Linked DNA regions of Homo sapiens: region 2 is linked to region 1. A link is a loop called in an ENCODE intact Hi-C map of the cell type or tissue named here. Cell type or tissue: heart right ventricle. All regions are shown on one strand. Links, peaks and the distances in the headings refer to the core of each region. The heading gives the core; the rest is flanking DNA.

The links. Hi-C counts contacts between places; a loop is a spot of excess contacts. Peaks named below come from ENCODE experiments on the same cell type or tissue, not always from the same donor. Only the 100,000 strongest peaks of a DNase experiment are listed, where the experiment ranks them.
Region 2: a loop joins it to region 1, with 2.4 times the contacts of the local background. A loop is called at or near these places in 20 of 110 quality-filtered maps.

What each region holds. Positions count from the first base shown.
Region 1 is chr1:12,190,052-12,195,051 of GRCh38, forward strand. It overlaps TNFRSF1B (TNF receptor superfamily member 1B), which reads left to right. Exons shown (of 10, transcript NM_001066.3): 3 at 906-1,034; 4 at 1,723-1,872; 5 at 2,380-2,473; 6 at 2,812-3,047; 7 at 3,904-3,981; 8 at 4,533-4,567. MIR4632 (microRNA 4632) reads left to right here and starts at 1,662; the gene lies at 1,662-1,722. RefSeq lists an enhancer at 1,667-2,218. In heart right ventricle, for the core only: no CTCF peak of the experiment used is centred there; no DNase peak of the experiment used is centred there.
Region 2 is chr1:12,134,291-12,150,278 of GRCh38, forward strand. It overlaps TNFRSF8 (TNF receptor superfamily member 8), which reads left to right. Exons shown (of 15, transcript NM_001243.5): 13 at 1,298-1,323; 14 at 3,939-4,146; 15 at 7,997-9,917. The coding sequence ends at 8,241. Among named protein-coding and RNA genes, the nearest start is that of MIR7846, 25 kb to the right of the region's middle. RefSeq lists enhancers at 10,909-10,998, 11,059-11,118, 12,199-12,278, 14,132-14,261. In heart right ventricle, for the core only: a CTCF peak has its summit at 9,506; DNase peaks (open chromatin) are centred at 8,751, 9,224 and 9,461; H3K27ac peaks cover 3,468 bases.

The sequences.
Region 1 (5,000 bases), core at 1-5,000:
ATTTTATTCTGTCTGGGAGCCAATGGAGGGCTTTGAGCCGTTACCTTGAGATGTAGGTGGGCATATGAGTACCTGTCACCGTCCCTAGCCATTTTAAGACATCCTAGGGAAAGTGACTCTCTTCTTTCTTTTATTAACTGGAAGGGTCTCTTTAAGAAGTTACTAGAGAGGCTGAGGTGGGCGGACCACCGGAGGCCAGGAGTTTGAGACCAGCCTGGCCAACATGGTGGAACCCGTCTCTACTAAGAATACAAAAAAATAGCTGGGCATAATGGCAGGCACCTGTAATCCCAGCTACTTGGGAGGCTGAGGCAGGAGAATTGCTTGAGCCTGAGAGGCAGAGGTTGCAGTGAGCCGAGATTGTGCCACTGCACTCTAGCCTGGGCCACAGAGTGAGATTCTGTCTCAAAAAAAAAAAAAAAAAAAAAAGCAGCTACTGAGTCAACTTTTTTTTAAGGTTTCCGTTGGTGTTCTCTGTCCCTGGAATGCCTGCTTTCCAGGCCCATGCCCTTGTCCTTGATAGGATACCAGGGACTACATTCTTACTACCTGTTCCCCCTATCATTCATGCCCCTAGCTGGAGAATATTAGCCATCTATCAAGAAGGAAGAAACTGGCAAGCTAGTTCTTACTAAAGTGTGATTGACTGATAATAGGGCTCCAGTGGTGGAGGTTCAAGCATCTGGAAAGAGCAGAGAGGAATCTATTTTTGAGCAGAAGGGGTTCAGAAATGACGTGATAGCTGGTACAATACTAGATGGGAGATGATTCTGAGGAATTGGAACTCCACAGAATAGCCTTCCCAGCTGGGCTTTAGAACTCTGGACTTTGTGGGGACAGTGGATGAGCCCAGGGTCCTGGCAGAAGGCTCGCCCAGCTGAGACCTCTGGCCCTTGTTTCCTCAGGCCAACATGCAAAAGTCTTCTGTACCAAGACCTCGGACACCGTGTGTGACTCCTGTGAGGACAGCACATACACCCAGCTCTGGAACTGGGTTCCCGAGTGCTTGAGCTGTGGCTCCCGCTGTAGCTCTGGTGAGTAGGTTCAGAGAAAAAGGGGGCCCTTACACCCCTGCCTCCAACTTCCCCCGGCAACTCCAGCCTCTTTGGCTTCCAGCTGTCTGGAGTTACCCCAGGCTGGTTGTTGGAAGTGGCACAGGTGCAGCTGTTTACCCCTACCACTGGCATTTTCCTCCTCTGTCTCACCAAAGCCTCTTCACAGCCCCACGGGGCAGGCGGTGGGAGAACTGTGCCCACGTGAGGGTTGAGGAGGTGGTGCGTGGGAGAGTGGTGCGCATGCTCGTGCTGCGAGGAGCAGGACTGCGGGGAGGAGCGAAACTGCTGGGAAGAGCGGGACTGCGGGGAAGAGCGGGACTTCGGGGAGGAGCGGCACTGCGGGGAGGAGCAGGACTGCAGGGAGGAGCGGGACTGTGGGGAGGAGCGGGACTTCGGGGAGGAGCGGGACTGCGGGGGACGAGCGCGACTGCGGGGGACGAGCAGGACTGCGGAGAGTAGCGGGACTGCGGAGAGTAGCGGGACTGCGGAGAGTAGCAGGACTGCCGGTCCTGCCCCTGGACTCTGGCCGGTGTTGTGTGTGCCCCATGCTGAGGCGGTCCGCCAGCCTCCTGGAGATCCGCTGTCTGAGAGTGCTGGGCTGTCTGGGAGGGCAGCGTGGGTGTGGCGGAGGCAGGCGTGACCGTTTGCCGCCCTCTCGCTGCTCTAGACCAGGTGGAAACTCAAGCCTGCACTCGGGAACAGAACCGCATCTGCACCTGCAGGCCCGGCTGGTACTGCGCGCTGAGCAAGCAGGAGGGGTGCCGGCTGTGCGCGCCGCTGCGCAAGTGCCGCCCGGGCTTCGGCGTGGCCAGACCAGGTACGGGGTGGGGCTCAGGTCCTTGGGGACGCCCATGGGCCTCTCCTTTGTAGACATCCTTGCAGTGTCACGGGCATCAACCCATTAATTAGTCCAGCAGGGAGCACTGTTAGTGGTGGCCAGGTGCCTGCTACCCATCCGTCTGTCCACCTGTCCACCGTTCATTCTTCCTGCCAGCACTCCCGATTAGGCACCTCTTATGTACTGGAACCAGGAGACCCAGAGATGGATCAGACCAAGCCCTAAGCTAGGAAAGTTATGTGATGCTGCAAGATGAACTCACATAACTCTACAGCCCAATCCCGTGCATGTGTGTACAGGAATCTGTGTGTGTGCATGTGTGTACAGGCATCTGTGTGTGTGTGTGTGTGTGTGTGTGTGTGTAAGGGGTGGAGGTGCAGACAGAGCTCCTTGGGCCCCTCAGACCTCTCCTAGGGCTCTAGTGCCAAGGCCCAGCTGTCCCGCAGAGTGTCTGAGTGGTTGACAAGTTCGGATTGTTCCCTGAAGGAACTGAAACATCAGACGTGGTGTGCAAGCCCTGTGCCCCGGGGACGTTCTCCAACACGACTTCATCCACGGATATTTGCAGGCCCCACCAGATGTGAGTAGCTGAGTCCTTTGGTTCTGGAGGAGCAGGGAGGGGCTGTCCCTGGGTGACTGTGGGTCCAGGACACAGAGCAGCTCACCAACCACCATTGTCCAGACTGCTTTATCTGAGGGTGGCTCCCAGGATAAATGGCATGGTGGGCAGGACCTTGCCCTGGAAGGCAGGACTGGGTGGGTGCATGGGGAGGTGGGGGAGGGCTAGGAGGGGGTGGTCCTCAGAGAGGGCACACATCGTCACTCTCCTATCCTGCCTGCTGGGGCCCGTGAATGAGCCCAGCCACCCCAGCCACTCTGTCCCCTGCTGCCTCCTGACCAAGCCTCCTCCTCCTCCAGCTGTAACGTGGTGGCCATCCCTGGGAATGCAAGCATGGATGCAGTCTGCACGTCCACGTCCCCCACCCGGAGTATGGCCCCAGGGGCAGTACACTTACCCCAGCCAGTGTCCACACGATCCCAACACACGCAGCCAACTCCAGAACCCAGCACTGCTCCAAGCACCTCCTTCCTGCTCCCAATGGGCCCCAGCCCCCCAGCTGAAGGGAGCACTGGCGACTTCGCTCTTCCAGTTGGTAAGTCGCAAGAAGTCTCATTCATTCACTCCTTCTGTCTGCCTGTCTTTCTGTCTCTCTTTCTTCCTCTCCCATGGTTTTACTGAGAGCCCACGGGGGGCTGGACCCTGTGCCCTGTCCTGGGATACAGGTGGCAGTGAGACTGCTTTCTCCCCACACCTGGTGCTATCATTCAAAATCCCTAAGTGCGTGGGCTGGATGCAGTGGCTCAAGCCTGTAATCCCAGTGCTTTGGGAGGCCAAGGAGGCTGGAGGATTGCTTGAGGCTAAGAGTTTGAGGTCAGTCTGGGTAACACAGCGAGACTCCATCTCTATAAAAAAATTAAAAAATTATTTGGGTGGGATGGTGCCTATTGTCCCAGCTACTCAGGAGGCTGAGGTGGGAGGATCACATGAGCCCAGGAATTTGAGGCTGCATTGAGCTCTGATCGTGCCACTGCACTCCAGCCTGGGCAATGAGTGAGGTCCTATCTCAAAAACAAAACAAAACCAAACAAAACCCCTGGATAGGGGAGAGGTGGGGTCAGCAATTCACCTGAATATGCAGATGGTCTCCTTGCTGCTGTTTCTGATGAGCCCATTAGGCTAAGAAGACAGCGGGCTGGGCCAGGTCACCTCCAGGGGCTTCCATTCTGGGGTAGAACTGCATCAGGCCAGAGGTCTCAAACTAGTGGCCCTTAGGCTGAATGAGGCACACAGACATGATTGCTTTGTAATTGGATTTGAGAATCTCCGGCCTAGACTCGCCCCTCATTTGCAATGACCCGAAGCACCTTGGGTCCCTGGCTTGCCTGGCTGGCCCCTGGTACATTTGAGTTTGTTTTCTGTAGCTGTCTGAGCTTCTCTTTTCTTTCTAGGACTGATTGTGGGTGTGACAGCCTTGGGTCTACTAATAATAGGAGTGGTGAACTGTGTCATCATGACCCAGGTGAAAAGTAAGAGTCCATCCTTCCTTCCTTCATCCACTTGTTCAGGAAGCTTTTGTGGGGTGCCTCCTGTGAGTCCAGCACTGGGCACAGCCTTAGGGGTCAGACAGAGCTGGATATGGGGGTCCTTGTTCTGTAGGAGCTTAAGGCCTGGGGTGAAGGTACCTCTGCTAACTTAATTACTAAAAGGCAAGAGGTGATCAGGGTTTTCTAAAGGGTAGGAGGAGTTCAGGATTCCTATCCAGGAAGCCTGGGGGATTCGGGCTTCCTGCAGCAGGTGGTCTCTGAGCTGGGTAAGATCTTGATGGGTGGAGTCTGTGCAGGGAAGGACACGCATCCTCAGTGGAGGCGCGGATGGTATAGATGGGGGACTGGAGAATGGTTGGGATGGTGGCAGGTGGAGTTGGGTGGGGGCTTCTGTGGACCTTGTCTGGTAGGCGATTGGTCCCCACAGGGCTGGGCCTCTCTGCTGGTTCTATGGGGCCCCATACTGCCCTCCTACTTAGGACAGATGTGCCTGAGGAAGTCAATCTCTTACTTGTCCCCTCTCCTCTTTATAGAGAAGCCCTTGTGCCTGCAGAGAGAAGCCAAGGTGGTGAGTGTCTCCACTGCCCTCTCCCCCTCTTCCCCTGGTCTCCTTCCCGGCGTGCTGGGCTGTCACAGAGGAAGCAGTGAATTCTGTCATTGGTCTGTCCAGTGTCAGGAGGTGTGCAGAGCCCTGGGAGGTGGAGGAAAGGCCGGGGAGTCAGGCAGCCCTCCATGGGCTAAGAGAGGCTGTGAGTGTGAAATGCTCCGGCAGAGAGCAGATGCCTTCGTGGCGTTCGTGGCAGGCACGTGGTCGTGGACCCACAGCGCAACCTTGGGCAGATGTGAAATTGCTCTATGGCTACTTCCTTACCATGAGATGGGGGTTGTGTCTGCTCGATCCAGCCTGCAGGGTGGTGCCATTCGGTCAGCTGACAATGATGTTTCTCCTTGCCTCCATTGTGTTTACAGAGCACTTTCTCAGAGAGCAGTGGTTTTCAAAC
Region 2 (15,988 bases), core at 6,791-11,790, 49 kb before region 1:
CAGCATATTCCAGATCTCCGTAGGTAGCGTTCTCAGGAGTGGTTAAAAGCTGGGCATCCCTGGAGGATGGTCTGCTCTGGGAACTGACTTGCTCCAGGATGAGTTAGATGCCCGGATGCCCTCTCACCTTTCTCAGATGGCCAGTGAGCCAAGGTTAAATGTTAAATGTCAATATGTGCTTGGGCGTGACCTGGCCCCTGTTTAATATGGGAGAACAATGGGAGTGGAGGGTAGAGGTTTGAGATGAGAAGATAGAGGTTGTGCGTTGAGAATCATTGTATCAGCACCTCCTGAGCCTACAAAAGGATGGGATTGAAGGAAATGAGATGGCCCGAGAGCAGTTGTCCTCCTCGAAGGCTGCCACCTGGGTGCTTTCAGGCACAAGAAAGAGAAAATCGAAGTCCAGCTGGAGTCAGAAGGGCTCCACAGCAGACTGGCTTCGGGCGTGTCCCAGGCAGGGTCCAGGTGGCATCTGCAGGATCCATCATCCTGTCTCCATGACCTGCCTTGAGGTCCTCCATGTGGGTTTTGCCTGGTATTCCAGAGAATTCGGGGCTCTCCACACCCTGGAGACAGTAAGGTGGGCGCAGCAGCCACAGACGAGCCTCTGACCCAGTGGAAGCCTCCTGGGCTCTGGTTGGGCCTGTGCTTCTCGTGAACCAATCCTTGCATGTGCGCGGGGGTGGGGGTTGGGAGAGTGGTTCAGTGTGTTCATTGGTTTAGTCATTAGGAATGAGAGTGGCAGCCAGGTGTGGTGGCTCACGCCTGTAATCCCAGCACTTTGCAAGGCCAAGGCGGGCAGGTCAGGAGGTCAGGAGTTTGAGACCGGCCTGGCCAACGTGGTGAAACCCCGTCTCTACTGAAAATACAAAAAAATTAGCTGGGGTTGGTGGCACGAGCCTATAATCCCAGCTATTCGGGAGGCTGAGGCATGAGAATCACTTGAACCCAGGAGGCGGAGGTTACATTGAGCCGAGATCATGCCACTGCACTCTAGCCTGGGTGACAGAGTGAGACTCCATCTCAAAAAAAAAAAAAAAAAAGGAATGAGAGTGGCCAGGGGATAGAGGTGGTCCCCTGTCCTCCATCTGCCACTGGAGAAGTGAGCCTCCTTGCCTTGAGCTGGGGTGGGCACTGACTCTGAAACCCATCGAGGGCTCTCCAGACTGAGGACCTGACCCCTGGGCTGAGTTCAGCACCACCTGTGATCCAGGAGGACCATTTGCCAATAGTTGGGGCGGGTGGGGCCGGGGGCTGCCAGACTCCTTGGTGAAGTTGCTGCTCTTGCTTTTTGCAGATTCCAGACCCAGGAGGAGCTCAACGGTAAGTACCCCTCCCTTGCCCCCACCTCAGCTTCGTGCCCCTAAATCTGACTCCTTCCCTAACAGATCTGAAGTTTTGAGAGCTGCTGGGGGAAGGGAGAGGGAGGGGACGGACTGGCCATTCCCCTCCCACAGTGCCCAGGGTGCAGGCCCGTCCTGCAAGTTCAGGCTGAGTCTGACCCACCACAGGGACCTCTGTGCACAGAGGCCTCGCCTGGGGCCTCAGCCAGGCCTTGGCTAAGGATGGAGAGCCCCACCCTCATAGCAGCCTCCAGCTCCTGGCTCAGCCTGCCGGGAATTTCCAGAAGGGCCTGCACACAGTGGATTTGGTTTGGGCCACTTTTGGGTACCAGGTCTGGTCAGGAGGAAGACTGTGTTCATTTTCCCCTTTTCTTTACTCTTCCATGAATCTCATCCTCCAAGCTGGATGACAGAGCAGGTGGCTATGGTCCATTCCTTTTTTTTTTTTTCCCCATCTGTCAGTTCTTCCATTACTTTCTTTTAATTCAAGCATTCATACATTAAGAAGGGTTTCTATCCTTTCATTTTTCAATATAATATACACAACCATAATGCTAGTTCAGTTTCAAATTATGGGGGATCACATTCGAATATGCTTGGATGTGACAAGTGGCTGTTACAATACTGAGAAATTTCATGAAAGAGGTATTCAACAATTTGTAAGGTAATCAAATATGTTTTTGCTGCATAGGCCAATGCATTAATAGTAACTTGTTTTAAAATGCAGTCTTTTGGCCGGATATGATGGCTCACACTTAAAATCCCAGCATTTTGGGAGGCTGAGGCAGGCGGATCACCTGAGGTCAGGAGTTCGAGACCAGCCTTGCCAACATAGTGAAACCCCGTCTCTACTAAAACTACAAAAAGTATCCAGGTGTAGTGGCACACGCCTGTAGTCCCAGCTACTCAGGAGGCTGAGGCAGGAGAATCGCTTGAGCCTGGGGGACAGAGGTTGCAGGGAGCCGAGATTGCACCACTGCTCTCCCAGCCCGGGTAACAGAGTGAGACTCCATCTGAAAAAAAAAAAAAAAAAAGGCAGTCTTTTAGCCTTCATATTATTATGAAAGAGTATTCAAGAGTATGTATTAAGGTTGGTGCCATTTGCCATTAAAAGTAATGGCAAACCTGGTTTAACCCTTCTGATAGGTAGTTGTGGATGTTGGGGTTGAGAACAGAATAATCTTTGTCTGGAGTGACACCACACTCTAGAATTTCCACTTTGAAAAATACTCAGTTCTTTTTTTTTTTTTTTTTTTTTTTTTAATTTTTTTAGTATTTATTGATCATTCTTGGGTGTTTCTCAGAGAGGGGGATTTGGCAGGGTCATAGGACAATAGTGGAGGGAAGGTCAGCAGATAAACATGTGAACAAAGGTCTCTGGTTTTCCTAGGCAGAGGGCCCTGCCGCCTTCCGCAGTGTTTGTGTCCCTGGGTACTTGAGATTAGGGAGTGGTGATGACTCTTAGCGAGTGAAGAATACTCAGTTCTAAGCTGTGGTTCCTGGTAGAACAAACTTTATTTTTCTAGCTCAGCAGTGATCTGGAAGCTGAGGAATCTCAGCGCCTTTTAAAAGTTATTATGTGGTTTTGTTTTAAAAAGCTCCTGTTTTGGGAAAGTAGAATTTATGGGTATAACATATGTTCATTATTTGTACATAAAATAAAACCATTTAAAAAGTAAAAAATAATAATAATAATAATGGCAAAGACGTGATTACTTTTGCACCAATCTAAAAGATACGCCCTCTGTGCCTTGAGAATCATTGCGTCAGCACGGGCATCCCTGCCTCCTCTGAATTACTCACACTCACTCCATTTTGAAGGCATCAGGACATTTCATGAGGCCACTTCTTTGCCCTTACCTGTAAAAATCAAAAACTAAACTGACACTTTCCTCATGACATAGCTGTTTTTTTGTTTTTTTTTGTTTTTTTTTTGTTTTTTTTTTAGCATTTAGAAAATATTTATTAATAATATACATGAATTTAGATTATATAGTATAGAGGTCACCGGGCTTGTCACTTGAACTAACAGTAGTCTGTTTTTAGAATGCTTGAGTGTGATCATAAAAGACTACTTTCCAGGATGTCGGGGCTGGGGAGCTGGAGGGGCTGCTCCAGGAGGTGGGGGACCTGGAGCTGGTACTTACAGACTTGGGTGCTTATGAGTGTGGGTTATGGACCAGATGCCAGGGTTCAAATCCTAGCTCAGATACTTATTGATGGTATAACCCTGGGCCAATTACTCGACTCCTCTGTGCCTCAGTTTCCTCATCTGTAAAATGGGGAGTGGGCTGTTACCCACCTCATACAGTGGTTGTGAGGATTAACATATGTCAAGGACTTTAGGACAGGGCCAACGGACGTGGCGAGCACCCTGTGAGTCGCTGACTGTTACCCCTACTATTTAGTACAAATTAAAAGCAACAGACTTCACCCAGAAAGCTGAGAAGCCCGGGGCAGCTCATGGCAGCTTTTAAAGCAGAAAGGGGGACTCACTGGGGTCTGTAGAGATGAAAAAAAAAAGGGGCCTCCCAGTTCAGAGACTGGTGGGGAGGTTGGGGGTACCCTGCAGCAGCACCCATTCCCGTCCCACAGCAGCTGAGGAGTGGTGCGTCGGTGACAGAACCCGTCGCGGAAGAGCGAGGGTTAATGAGCCAGCCACTGATGGAGACCTGCCACAGCGTGGGGGCAGCCTACCTGGAGAGCCTGCCGCTGCAGGATGCCAGCCCGGCCGGGGGCCCCTCGTCCCCCAGGGACCTTCCTGAGCCCCGGGTGTCCACGGAGCACACCAATAACAAGATTGGTGAGTCAGCCTGTTTTGGGAGGTCCCCTGCAGCCCAGGGGCAGATGGGAGATGAATACGGGGCCCTGGGCCCTGGAAGGGACCTGGAGACCCTGGAGTTGAAAGGCCCAGGAAAGGAGAGGCATAGATTCTTCACCCCAATTGAAGTTTCTGTAAGTAGGGACAGCGAGGGTACTTACCTCGTAGGCCATTGTGCGGATTCATGAGCCAGTGTGCATGAGATGCCTGCTGTTACTCATAAAAAACGAACACCACCCCAGCCCCCAACACCGAGCACCCGAGGGGACAGGAGGAAGACGTGCCAGTGGTCACAGGACCTGCCACTTGTCTGGCGCATTCCGGGCACTGTGTAGGTGCCATCTCTTCATCTCTGATGGTCTCACCACCTTCTTTGGATGGTGTCTTTCTCCCCATTTTACAGTTGGGGAGACCGTGGCTCAGAGGGTGAAGTGATTTTCCCCATTGCATGGCTACTAAGTGGCACAGCTGGAACTCGTCCCGCATCTGCTGGGCCTTGAAGCCCGTGGTTTGTCCACGTTACCACCCACCCTCTGCAGAAGCAGGAGGACAGATGGGGCCCAGATGTTCAGAGCTTCCCAACGGCAGCTGCTGCCAGCCTGGACAGACATTGGCTTTGGCCTCCTGTGGGCCTCCCTGCCTCCTCTCTTGCTTCTCATCACCTTGGTACGGCATTTTCCCCAAAATGTATACCTGACCCTATTGCACTCCTGCCGAGAAGCCTCCAGCAGCTTCCCATTCCCTATGGGATGAATTCCAGCATTCTTATTCCAGCACTCAAGGCTGACAGCAAGTTGTAGCTCCCCGACCAGACTCACCTACCTTCTGACCCCACAGTCTGTCCCTCCCCCTCATGGCAGTCTCCCAAATTTACAGACCCCTCTGTCACTTCTGAGCTTCTCAATGGGAGCTACCCCCTCGCCTGAAATAGCCAACTCCACTGCCTTGAATCCAGTTAATTCTGGATATCCTGGGGACCCTGCTTATTTGCCCCTTCCTCCAGGAAGCCTTCTGTGCCCTCTCCACCATGCTATGCTCCCTAAGAACCCAGGCCTCCCCTACCCGGTGTCCTAGCACCCAGTGGTGTGACTGCGTGTTTATAGCCTTCCTCCACCTCCACCTGGCTTTGTGCTCCCTGTGGGCAGGGCCTTGGTGGACCCCACCTCTGTCGCTTCTGGAAGGGTAACTGGCACTGGGATAATACTGAAGAGTCATTTGTAATTGTCCTGTGCATTTCTATGGCAGACAGTGGTGGCCAGAACTCTTCAGGGCAGTCATCTTCTCTTTTTATTTTTTCAGCCTCCTGAGTAGCTGGGATTATGGGCGAGTGTCATCATGCCTGGCTAATTTTTTGTATTTTTAGTAGAGATGGGGTTTCACTCTGTTGGCCAGGCTGGTCTGGAACTCCTGGCCTCAAGGTGATCTGCCTGCCTTGGCCTCCCAAAGTACTGGGATTATAGGCATGAGCCACCATGCCCAGCCTGGGCAGTCTTTTGTAACAAACTGAAGCTTTTGAAATGGTAGCTTTTAGTAAGTTTTATTTGAAAAGTATGTATTTTGGGAAATACCATCAAAGGCTTCTTCAGAATTCCTAAGAAGTCCTAACTGGAACTTCTGAGTCCACACTGAGTACAGTGCCTGGAATCCCAGGGGTGGGGTTCAGAGGGTGTTTGATGGGGAGGAGAAGGAAGTACCAGGCTCCCAGGCAGCTGGCTCAGGTGTGGGCTGCCCTCCCCTGGCATGGCCTGCAGGCCTTGCTGGTGAGTGGATCGGGGGCCACCTCCGCCATGGTGGAAAGGGAAGGCCTTGGAGGTTCTCTTGGGCACCCAAGACACAGGCAACCCCCTTGTCCTCCTAATGCCAGCCCAGGGTAGCGTTCCCCCTTCCCATCCAGTTCCCAAGAGGGGTCACACTGGGGTCTGTACATCGTCCCTCTTCCCCTGGGAACCAGGCAAGGGAAGAACCCCTTTCCCCCCAACTTCCTCACCTGCCCTCCCCACATAGCCAAGATGAATTCCCTGGACTCTGGAGCTCTGGGGAGGGGGCAGGAAATCCATGCAGCCCTTGGAAGCCACCCCCACAGCCTGGGGAGTAGGCAGCCTGTGATGGGGGCAGAGCCAGAGCGGGGCAGACCCCTCATGGCCGGCTCTGAAGTTTCCAGACCCCTCTTTCACTTCCGAGCTCAGTGGGAGCTGCTTCCTCACCCAGAGCAGCCAATTCCACCGCTTTGAATCCAGTTAATTCCAGATTTCCTGGGGACTCCTGCCCATTTCCCTGAGGAATGTGAGGGGACCAGCCTGTCCCCAGCTGTGGCTCCTTCTCCCTAATCCAGCACCCCCACCCTCACTTCCCTCCCACCTGACCCCACCCGCCTCTCATCTTCTCTGCCCATCCCCCTCTGGGCCTTCTCTCCCCTCCTGGGGTCTCCTCTCTCACCACCCCCGGCCCCCATCTTTTGCCCAGCCCTCTATAGGGCTCCTAGGGCTGGGAGCCCACAAGCCTGATGGAGGTGTGGGGAGTGCTGAGGCCCTGCTCTGTTTTGGGGTCTGTGGGGGCGCCCAGCCCATAGCCTGTCCCGCACTCTGGGCCTTCTCCTCTTGCTGCCGTTTGGCGCACTTCTCTCTTTCCTGGGGGTGTTCAAAACCAGAATAGAAGAACCAGCGTCATGCAATAGGGTTGAGGGTGTGGGGGACTCGAGAACCTTTTTGGGGTTCCTGAATCCGAGGGGTATAACTGCATTACCCAGAAAGGCAGGGGTCCCTGCACCCCCACCCCACCCCAGCTCTCAAGTTCCCTCTTGAGCTTCCCCATTCTGGCCTCCAGAGTCCAGCGCAGAACAGCTGGGAGCCAGCCCACCCTGAGCCAGACACCATCAGCTGGGCGGAGGCCAGGCTTCCCCACTCCCCAGCTCCTCGGGCCACTGAACCTGAGCCCCCATGTCCCCTCTATCAGAAGGCCACACCAGAAGCCCCCACATCAGACTGTGGCGAGGACCGGCCCTCCGTCCAAGCTCCCACCATGTGCTCACAGCACAGCCATGCACGCTGCAGGCAGGAGACCGGCTGTGAGCAGTAAGCCCCGAAATTCACGGCCTGAGCCAGGCTGTCTCAATCATGGGCTGCCGAGACCTATTGAGGGGGCCGGGTTTTCTGCAGGATGTGACAGGCTGGCTGAGTTTGCCCGGACCGAGGGGACTCCCAGGACACGGGACTTGCAGTAGTAGAACCAGGAATGTTCCCGGGCAAGCTGGACAAGTTGGTCACCCCGGGTTTTGGCTGCAGGCACACAGATAGGAGCAGAAAGGGCCACCAGGCGGAGTGGGTGGTTTTTTTTTGGGGGATTTCTCCTAACTACGTGGCGACCTTGGGCAGGTCATTTAACCTCTCCAGGCTTCAGATTCTTACCTGTAAATGGGAATCTTGATGGGGTCCGCCTTGCAGGAGGGCTGGGGACCCAGGAGTGGGGGTGTGGAAACTGCTCAGCTCTGCTGTTTCTGCTCGTGCTCTGGTTACCCACGGCTTTGCCTGTTTTTGTCCACAGTTTGCTTTCTGTCCCACCCTGTCCTCTTCTTCCCTACCCATCCGCAGAGATGTGCTGAGAAAATCCTAAGTACAAGTGGGCTGGTTCTTAACTCCTCAAGGCCCAGCTCCTAGCTGTTCTATTTCCTCTGAGCCCCCAGGATGCCTGTAAGGTACATCAGAGAGGCTGTGCCATCAGCCTGAAGCCACCCGGCAGGTGTACCAGCACTGGGCCTCGGCCCTTCTCTGCCTCTTTGCTCCCATCCTGGCTGGTGCTCTGGCCTCCCTCGCTCACCCATCCTTTTGCCTTGCAGAGAAAATCTACATCATGAAGGCTGACACCGTGATCGTGGGGACCGTGAAGGCTGAGCTGCCGGAGGGCCGGGGCCTGGCGGGGCCAGCAGAGCCCGAGTTGGAGGAGGAGCTGGAGGCGGACCATACCCCCCACTACCCCGAGCAGGAGACAGAACCGCCTCTGGGCAGCTGCAGCGATGTCATGCTCTCAGTGGAAGAGGAAGGGAAAGAAGACCCCTTGCCCACAGCTGCCTCTGGAAAGTGAGGCCTGGGCTGGGCTGGGGCTAGGAGGGCAGCAGGGTGGCCTCTGGGAGGCCAGGATGGCACTGTTGGCACCGAGGTTGGGGGCAGAGGCCCATCTGGCCTGAACTGAGGCTCCAGCATCTAGTGGTGGACCGGCCGGTCACTGCAGGGGTCTGGTGGTCTCTGCTTGCATCCCCAACTTAGCTGTCCCCTGACCCAGAGCCTAGGGGATCCGGGGCTTGTACAGAAGAGACAGTCCAAGGGGACTGGATCCCAGCAGTGATGTTGGTTGAGGCAGCAAACAGATGGCAGGATGGGCACTGCCGAGAACAGCATTGGTCCCAGAGCCCTGGGCATCAGACCTTAACCACCAGGCCCACAGCCCAGCGAGGGAGAGGTCGTGAGGCCAGCTCCCGGGGCCCCTGTAACCCTACTCTCCTCTCTCCCTGGACCTCAGAGGTGACACCCATTGGGCCCTTCCGGCATGCCCCCAGTTACTGTAAATGTGGCCCCCAGTGGGCATGGAGCCAGTGCCTGTGGTTGTTTCTCCAGAGTCAAAAGGGAAGTCGAGGGATGGGGCGTCGTCAGCTGGCACTGTCTCTGCTGCAGCGGCCACACTGTACTCTGCACTGGTGTGAGGGCCCCTGCCTGGACTGTGGGACCCTCCTGGTGCTGCCCACCTTCCCTGTCCTGTAGCCCCCTCGGTGGGCCCAGGGCCTAGGGCCCAGGATCAAGTCACTCATCTCAGAATGTCCCCACCAATCCCCGCCACAGCAGGCGCCTCGGGTCCCAGATGTCTGCAGCCCTCAGCAGCTGCAGACCGCCCCTCACCAACCCAGAGAACCTGCTTTACTTTGCCCAGGGACTTCCTCCCCATGTGAACATGGGGAACTTCGGGCCCTGCCTGGAGTCCTTGACCGCTCTCTGTGGGCCCCACCCACTCTGTCCTGGGAAATGAAGAAGCATCTTCCTTAGGTCTGCCCTGCTTGCAAATCCACTAGCACCGACCCCACCACCTGGTTCCGGCTCTGCACGCTTTGGGGTGTGGATGTCGAGAGGCACCACGGCCTCACCCAGGCATCTGCTTTACTCTGGACCATAGGAAACAAGACCGTTTGGAGGTTTCATCAGGATTTTGGGTTTTTCACATTTCACGCTAAGGAGTAGTGGCCCTGACTTCCGGTCGGCTGGCCAGCTGACTCCCTAGGGCCTTCAGACGTGTATGCAAATGAGTGATGGATAAGGATGAGTCTTGGAGTTGCGGGCAGCCTGGAGACTCGTGGACTTACCGCCTGGAGGCAGGCCCGGGAAGGCTGCTGTTTACTCATCGGGCAGCCACGTGCTCTCTGGAGGAAGTGATAGTTTCTGAAACCGCTCAGATGTTTTGGGGAAAGTTGGAGAAGCCGTGGCCTTGCGAGAGGTGGTTACACCAGAACCTGGACATTGGCCAGAAGAAGCTTAAGTGGGCAGACACTGTTTGCCCAGTGTTTGTGCAAGGATGGAGTGGGTGTCTCTGCATCACCCACAGCCGCAGCTGTAAGGCACGCTGGAAGGCACACGCCTGCCAGGCAGGGCAGTCTGGCGCCCATGATGGGAGGGATTGACATGTTTCAACAAAATAATGCACTTCCTTACCTAGTGGCCCTTCACACAACTTTTGAATCTCTAAAAATCCATAAAATCCTTAAAGAACTGTAAGGCTGAGGACATGATCATCGAAATTGAGAGTATGTTATTAATAGAACCCCTGAGCAGAAGTGGCTTTGGGAGTCTCCCAGCAGGGCAGGAATTCCCACTGAACCCCCAGGCACTAAGGTGGCCAGTCTCTGGTAGATTGGATACTTCTGGGGCCGGGAGCCCACTTCCTGCTGGGGCAGTCCTTCTTGTTGCTGGAAGATTTTCCTTATCACTCGAGGCAAATTCTTTCTCCATGTAATTGCCGCTCCCTGGTCCAAAGGCTGCCCTTTGAGGACACTCAAAGCCACTGTCGGCCAGTTGCGGTGCCTCACCCCTGTAATCCCAGCACACTGGGAGGCCGAGGCGAGTGGATCACCTGAGGTCAGGAGTTCAAGACTAGCCTGGCCAACATGGTAAAACCCCGTCTCTGCTAAAAATATAAAAATTAGTCGGGTGTGGTGGCGGGCACCTGTAATCCCAGCTACTCAGGAGGCTGAGGCAGGAGAATCGCTTGAACCTGGGAGGTGGAGGTTGCAGCAGTGAGCCGAGATCGTGCCACTGCACTCCAGCCTGGGTGACAAGAATGAGACTCCGTCTCAAAAAAAAAAAAAAAAAAATGCCACTGTTGTCACAAGGCTCCCTTTAGGTATTCGAAGAAAGGTTTCTGGGCCTCCCCATGGCCTTCCTCCCTCTGGGCTGGGCCGGGCAGCCCCATAGCTTTGGAGAAGGGATTCTCCAAGGAACAGCGTGAGTGCCCAAGCCCTGGGAGGCAGGGGGAGGACCACAGGTATCTGGGATCCCTGGGAGGCAGGGTGAGGACCACAGGTATCTGGGAGTGTTGGGCTTCAGTGTCTGAGCTGGGAGGAGCCCAGCCTGCCTCCCTGGGCACAGCTTTGTGGCACTTTAGGGCCAGCCTCCACCCCAGGCAGCCAGCCTGAGGCCTCCTCTGACTGTCTCCTGTGCGAGGTGGAGAACACCCACAGCCACAGACAGACCCTGTCCACCCCATCCCCAAGACTCCAGCCCACACCCACACATCAGCCCAGCCATTGAACCAGCCATGCACTCAGTCCAGGAGCCAGGGTGGATTTCCCCATCCTGCCCAGCGATGAGCGGACCCCTTCTATTCTCTGGCTGTGCTCACGTCCAGGTTGGCAGATGGACAGAGCTCCCTGCTACTCAAGGTAGCAATTCTCAGGCTGTGACGACACCCCCACACACCTCTTCCTAAACATTTGCGATCAGAGAGGGACAGCAAGTGGTAAGTATCAGATGGAAGCTGTTGCCTTCAAAGAAAAGCCATTGTTTCCCAAGGCACTTTTGTAGGTGGTAAAAACCATTCTACAGTTCACAGAATCTCCACGGCTCGGGTCAGTCCCTAAAACGGAACGAGGGGACCTCCCTAGAGCGTCTCTCGCTCCATCACGACCTCACCCTCCAACAGTGAGGTGTAAAAGACCCAAGGCTGGGTCTTGGTCATCTTTGTCCCATGGTCACTGGGCACTGATTGGTTGGGCTAAGTAGAAATGAAAACCTGTGTGGGGATGAGAGGCGGCTCTCCAGCCACAGTTCCTCGGGTGCCTTCTCTCTTCCCCCCACTTCCTCGATCCTCTGCAGTGGGGGGGCAAGTGTGGGGTGGGGGTTGCTTGGGCCAGAATATGTGGGGACATCAGATTCACAGCCACGGCCCAAGAGAAAAGCTTAGTCAAGGCGAGACTGTTCAGCTTCAAGGGGGGCTCCTTGGGCTGAAGGAGAAGCTGCTGAGGACACCTCAGGCCCCTGCACCCTCCACCAGGCCCCTCTGCCAGGCACCTCCTCCTAAGCCAGCACCCCATGCTGGCCAAACACCCTGGAACCCTTGCCCCTGGCTGACCCAGGGGAGCAGGTGTTCAATGTTGGGGCCATGGGTGTGAGCCAGGCACAGGGCAGAGAGGCTTGCCTGCCATTCTCTGCAGCTCAGACACAACAGCAGCGTGCGGATGGTGATGGCGCTGCGGGGTCACACACAGGCTCGAATCCCAGCTCTGCCATTTATCAGTTGCATGAGCTTGGCTATGTTCCATGATCTCTTTCAGACTCAGTTTTCTTGTCTGTGAAATGGGGGTGTCAGTCTCTACCTGACGGGGTTGTGGGGCTTCCCTGACATGCCACTCGGTGTGTGGCTTGTGCTGAGTGGCAGGTTCTGTCCTTATTCCAGCCTGGTGGCCGCTTGTCAAGAGCGAGCCCTTCCTATGTCTGCAGAATTCAGCCCATCAAGGTTAATCAGAGCTTTCAGGCCAGCCTGGGAACCTAGCCACCCTTGGGGCCAACTTGCTGTGGGAAGCCCCGCAGTGGGCAGGCCTCTTCTTGTTCTGTGGGCTACCCCAAGAACCCTTCAGATCACAGTCATAGGACTGGCTCATTATTCGACGTCTGTAACTCTGGGCATGTCGGCGAAGTGCTGCGGGTCCCTCCGGAGGGACATCTCACTCGTGGTTCTAGCACATTCCAGATTGCACCACATTACTGTTCGAGGGCTTTCCTCAATTAAAGGGTCTAGCTGCTGAGGACTAGTGGGGCACAGACTTGCTCTCGTGGGTCCTGTGTCTGGTGGACGGGACAGACGGTGGCGTCATCAAATCAGTACACAAGGTCATTCCAGAGTCAGATCACGCTGTGAACCACAAGGAGTCTGAGCCAGGTACTGTGGCAGAGTGGGAGGGGAGGGCCACCACTAGCTAGGTGGTCAGGGCAAGCCTCTTTGAGAAGGTGCCCTTTGAACTTGGCCTGAGTGATGTCACAAGCCAGCGAGGTCTGGAAGGCAGGGAGCTGAAGTGGGCACACTCCTGCCTCGAGTTTCAGGAAGAACACAGTGGTGGAAGAGGCACGGTGGGCGAGGGAAAAAAGGAGGTGAGGGGGGAAGGCCTGGGGAGGAGGGCCTGGTGGGCCATTGTGATTAGGCACCTAGATTTTATCATAAAAGTACTGGTCTATGTTTCTTTCTGTTTTCTTCCTAGTAGAACAATAAACATCCTGGTATTATTTCAGCAATCAGTGAGAAAGGCCAAACCAGGGGCGGCAAAGGTTGTTTTAACCTATTTTGGAGGGAAGTTGGGGAAACAGGCAGCAGCTGCTGGCAGCCAGGAAGCAGTTAGATGGGTTTTCTCAGAAAGAACTAAGACAGCATTCCTGGTGATGATTGTAGCTATGGGTAGGGTTAGGAGTCTGCCGGTCTAGCTTCCCCCTTTCTCTGGGTATCTTCCAGAGAGTAAAAACCAAACTGAAAAACCCTGGGAAGCCTGGAGGCCTTTGTTTGTGTTTTGGTGTGGTGATTGTTTTCCCGGTCATGAGGCAGAGGGATCATTTCAGTATCACAGGGTCAGCGGTGGCCTGTGCTTTTTACCCTTTAGCCCTCATGGAGGCAGTGGCCATTTCATGACGGTGGCATGGAGCTGTGGCTTCCGGCTCGACAAGCTCCCAGCTGCTTGGTCCCAAGCAAAGCCCTTATGTGCGTTCAATGTGGGTTTTCTGGTCTGCAAAATGGACCTAATGGGGCCAGATGCGGTGGCTCACGCCTGCAATCCCAGCACTTTGGGAGGCCGAGGTGAGTGGGTCACTTGAGGTCAGGAGTTCGAGACCAGCCCGGGCAACATGGCAAAACCCCGTCTCGACTAAAAATACAAAAAGTAGCCAGGCATGGTGGCATATGCCTGTGATCCCAGCTACTTGGGAGGCTAAGGTGGGAGAATTGCTTGAACCTGGGAGGCGGAGGTTGCAGTGAGCCGAGATCGTGCCACTGCACTCCAGCCTGGGTGACAGAACGAGACTCTGTCTTCAAAAAAAAAAAGAAAAGGAACTATAAGGCTGAGAGGGACTGTGGAAGTCCAGTCTGGGCACGTATGCCATGTTCAGTAAATGACAGCCATCAAGAGCAGCATCTTAAGAGCTGAGAGTTCGCCTAGGCCGCATTCTTTGTACATCTGGGCTTCCTAATAGAACCCTGGACAGTAGATAGGCTGGGTGGCAGCACTCCCTTTTACAAACTGAGGCTCGGGGAGTGGGGGGGAGCGAAGCAACTGGCCCACTGCCACACAGCTGGGAAGTCCCAGAGCTGGAGTTCAACCCCCAACTTTGTGATTCTAAATCCCTCCCCATGCCCAGGTGGCCTGGCTGCCTCTGTGGTCAGGGGTTGTGTTCATATCGTGGTCATCCCCTGGCACTATGCCTTCTAGATAAGTTTCCTTTCATCTTCAAGTCACCACAACTGAGAGATAGAATAGAGGCTGATTTTATTCCTCCCTTTATGGGAAGGCAGGGACAGTTGCAAGAGGCAGGGTAACCTGCCCAAGGTCAAACTCCAGGCTGGGTGTGGCTTTCTGACTGCTCTGACCGGACAGGAAGGACACAGAGCTAACCCAGCCAGGGCCTCCTTCCTTGACACAGCTTTCCTCAAAGGTGTGTGTGATTTTTTTTTTCTTTCTTTCTTTCTTTCTTTTTTTTTTTTTTTTTTGAGACAGGGTCTTCCTCTGTCACCCAGGCTGGAATGCAGTGGCACAAATACAGCTCACTGTAGCCTCAACTTCCTGGGCTCACGTGATCCTCCTGCTTCAGCCTCCCGAGTAGCTGGGATCACAGGCACGTGCCACCATGACTGGCTAATTTTTTTTTTTCTTTCTTTGTAGAGACAGGTCTCTCTATGTTGCCCAGGCTGGTCTTGAATTCCTGGGCTCAAGCAATCTTCCTACCTTGGCTTCCCAAAGTACTGGATTACAGGCGTGTGATTCTGAGGTCCAGGGAGACTCGGGGCTGGGTTGAGTCCAGGGAATCTCTGGGGGAGAACTGCCTGAGAGTGGAATTGCCCTTTCCATCCCCAGTAACACCTCATATCCTGCTCACTGCCCCACCTGAGGCTCCCTGAAGGAAGACGATCAAGAACAAGCCTCCCATTTTACAGATGGGAAAACTGAGCCCCATAGAGGCAAAGCAGTTTTCCCAGGGTCCCAGCTTGGTGCTGTGTGATGGAGATAGCTCTAACTGTAGCTGTCAGTTGGGGCTGGGGTAGGGGAAAGTCACTGTCTAGTCCAAGGGAGCAGTAAAGATGACATGCTGATTTTCATTCTTCCTTTAAAGAAAAAATTGATGTTAAAAGTAACTGTGGTGAGAGGGTTGGGTTCTTACTTACAAGGCAGCTTTGCAAGAGTAAACAGAGTAGACAAAAATATCCCATCAGCTGGGCTTCTGCAGCTTCACAAGCTACTGATCCGTGCAGTCAGAGGGCCCCAGGTTCAGAAGGGCCCTGGGCTTGGTTTAATGCTCTGCTGTCGCCATCTTGAAAGTGATGAATAATTTTTGGCAAGGGGCCCTGTGTTTTCATTTTTCATGGAGTTCTACAAATTATGTAGCTGATCTTGCATGGGGGCAGGGAAATCGTTAATTCAGAATTCACTTAATGCCAAAGCATTTTACCTCCATTGTCATGTGACCTCAGAGGGACCTTATAGATGAGCACACATGTCCCCATTTTTAAGAAGTGTTAAATGACCAGTAACTGATGTAACTGTTCCAGTCATCTCTTGCTACATAACAAATCACCTCAAAACTTAATAGCTTAAAACAATGGTCATTAATTTTGCTCACAAATCTGCAATGTGGCCTGGACTTAGCAGGGGAGGTGCATCTCGGCTCACATAGTACCAGCGGGGGTGATGAGATGAGCTGGAGAATCCACCTCCAAGAGGGCTGGCAAATTGGTACTGGCTGTCAGTTTCTCTCTGTGGAGCTTCTTGGGCTTCCTCACAGCATGGCTGCTGGGTTCCTGGAGCCAACAACTCCGGGGGCAGGAAGTAGAAACTGCCAGCGTCATAAAATTTGACCCCGGAAACTGGCACTGCATCCCCTTTGCTGCATTCCAGGTAGTCACAGAGCCCAGACTCAAGGGGAGGGGACACAGATCCCACCCCTCATTAGGAGGAGTGTCAAAGAATCTCGAGATCTTATGTGTCAGCAGGAGCACTTCACATACTGTCTCATTTTAGCCTCTCGGTAATTTTGCCATTATTGTCCTTGGAGTTGGCTCAAGGAAGCTACATAACCTGGTGGAATCCCAAGTTCCT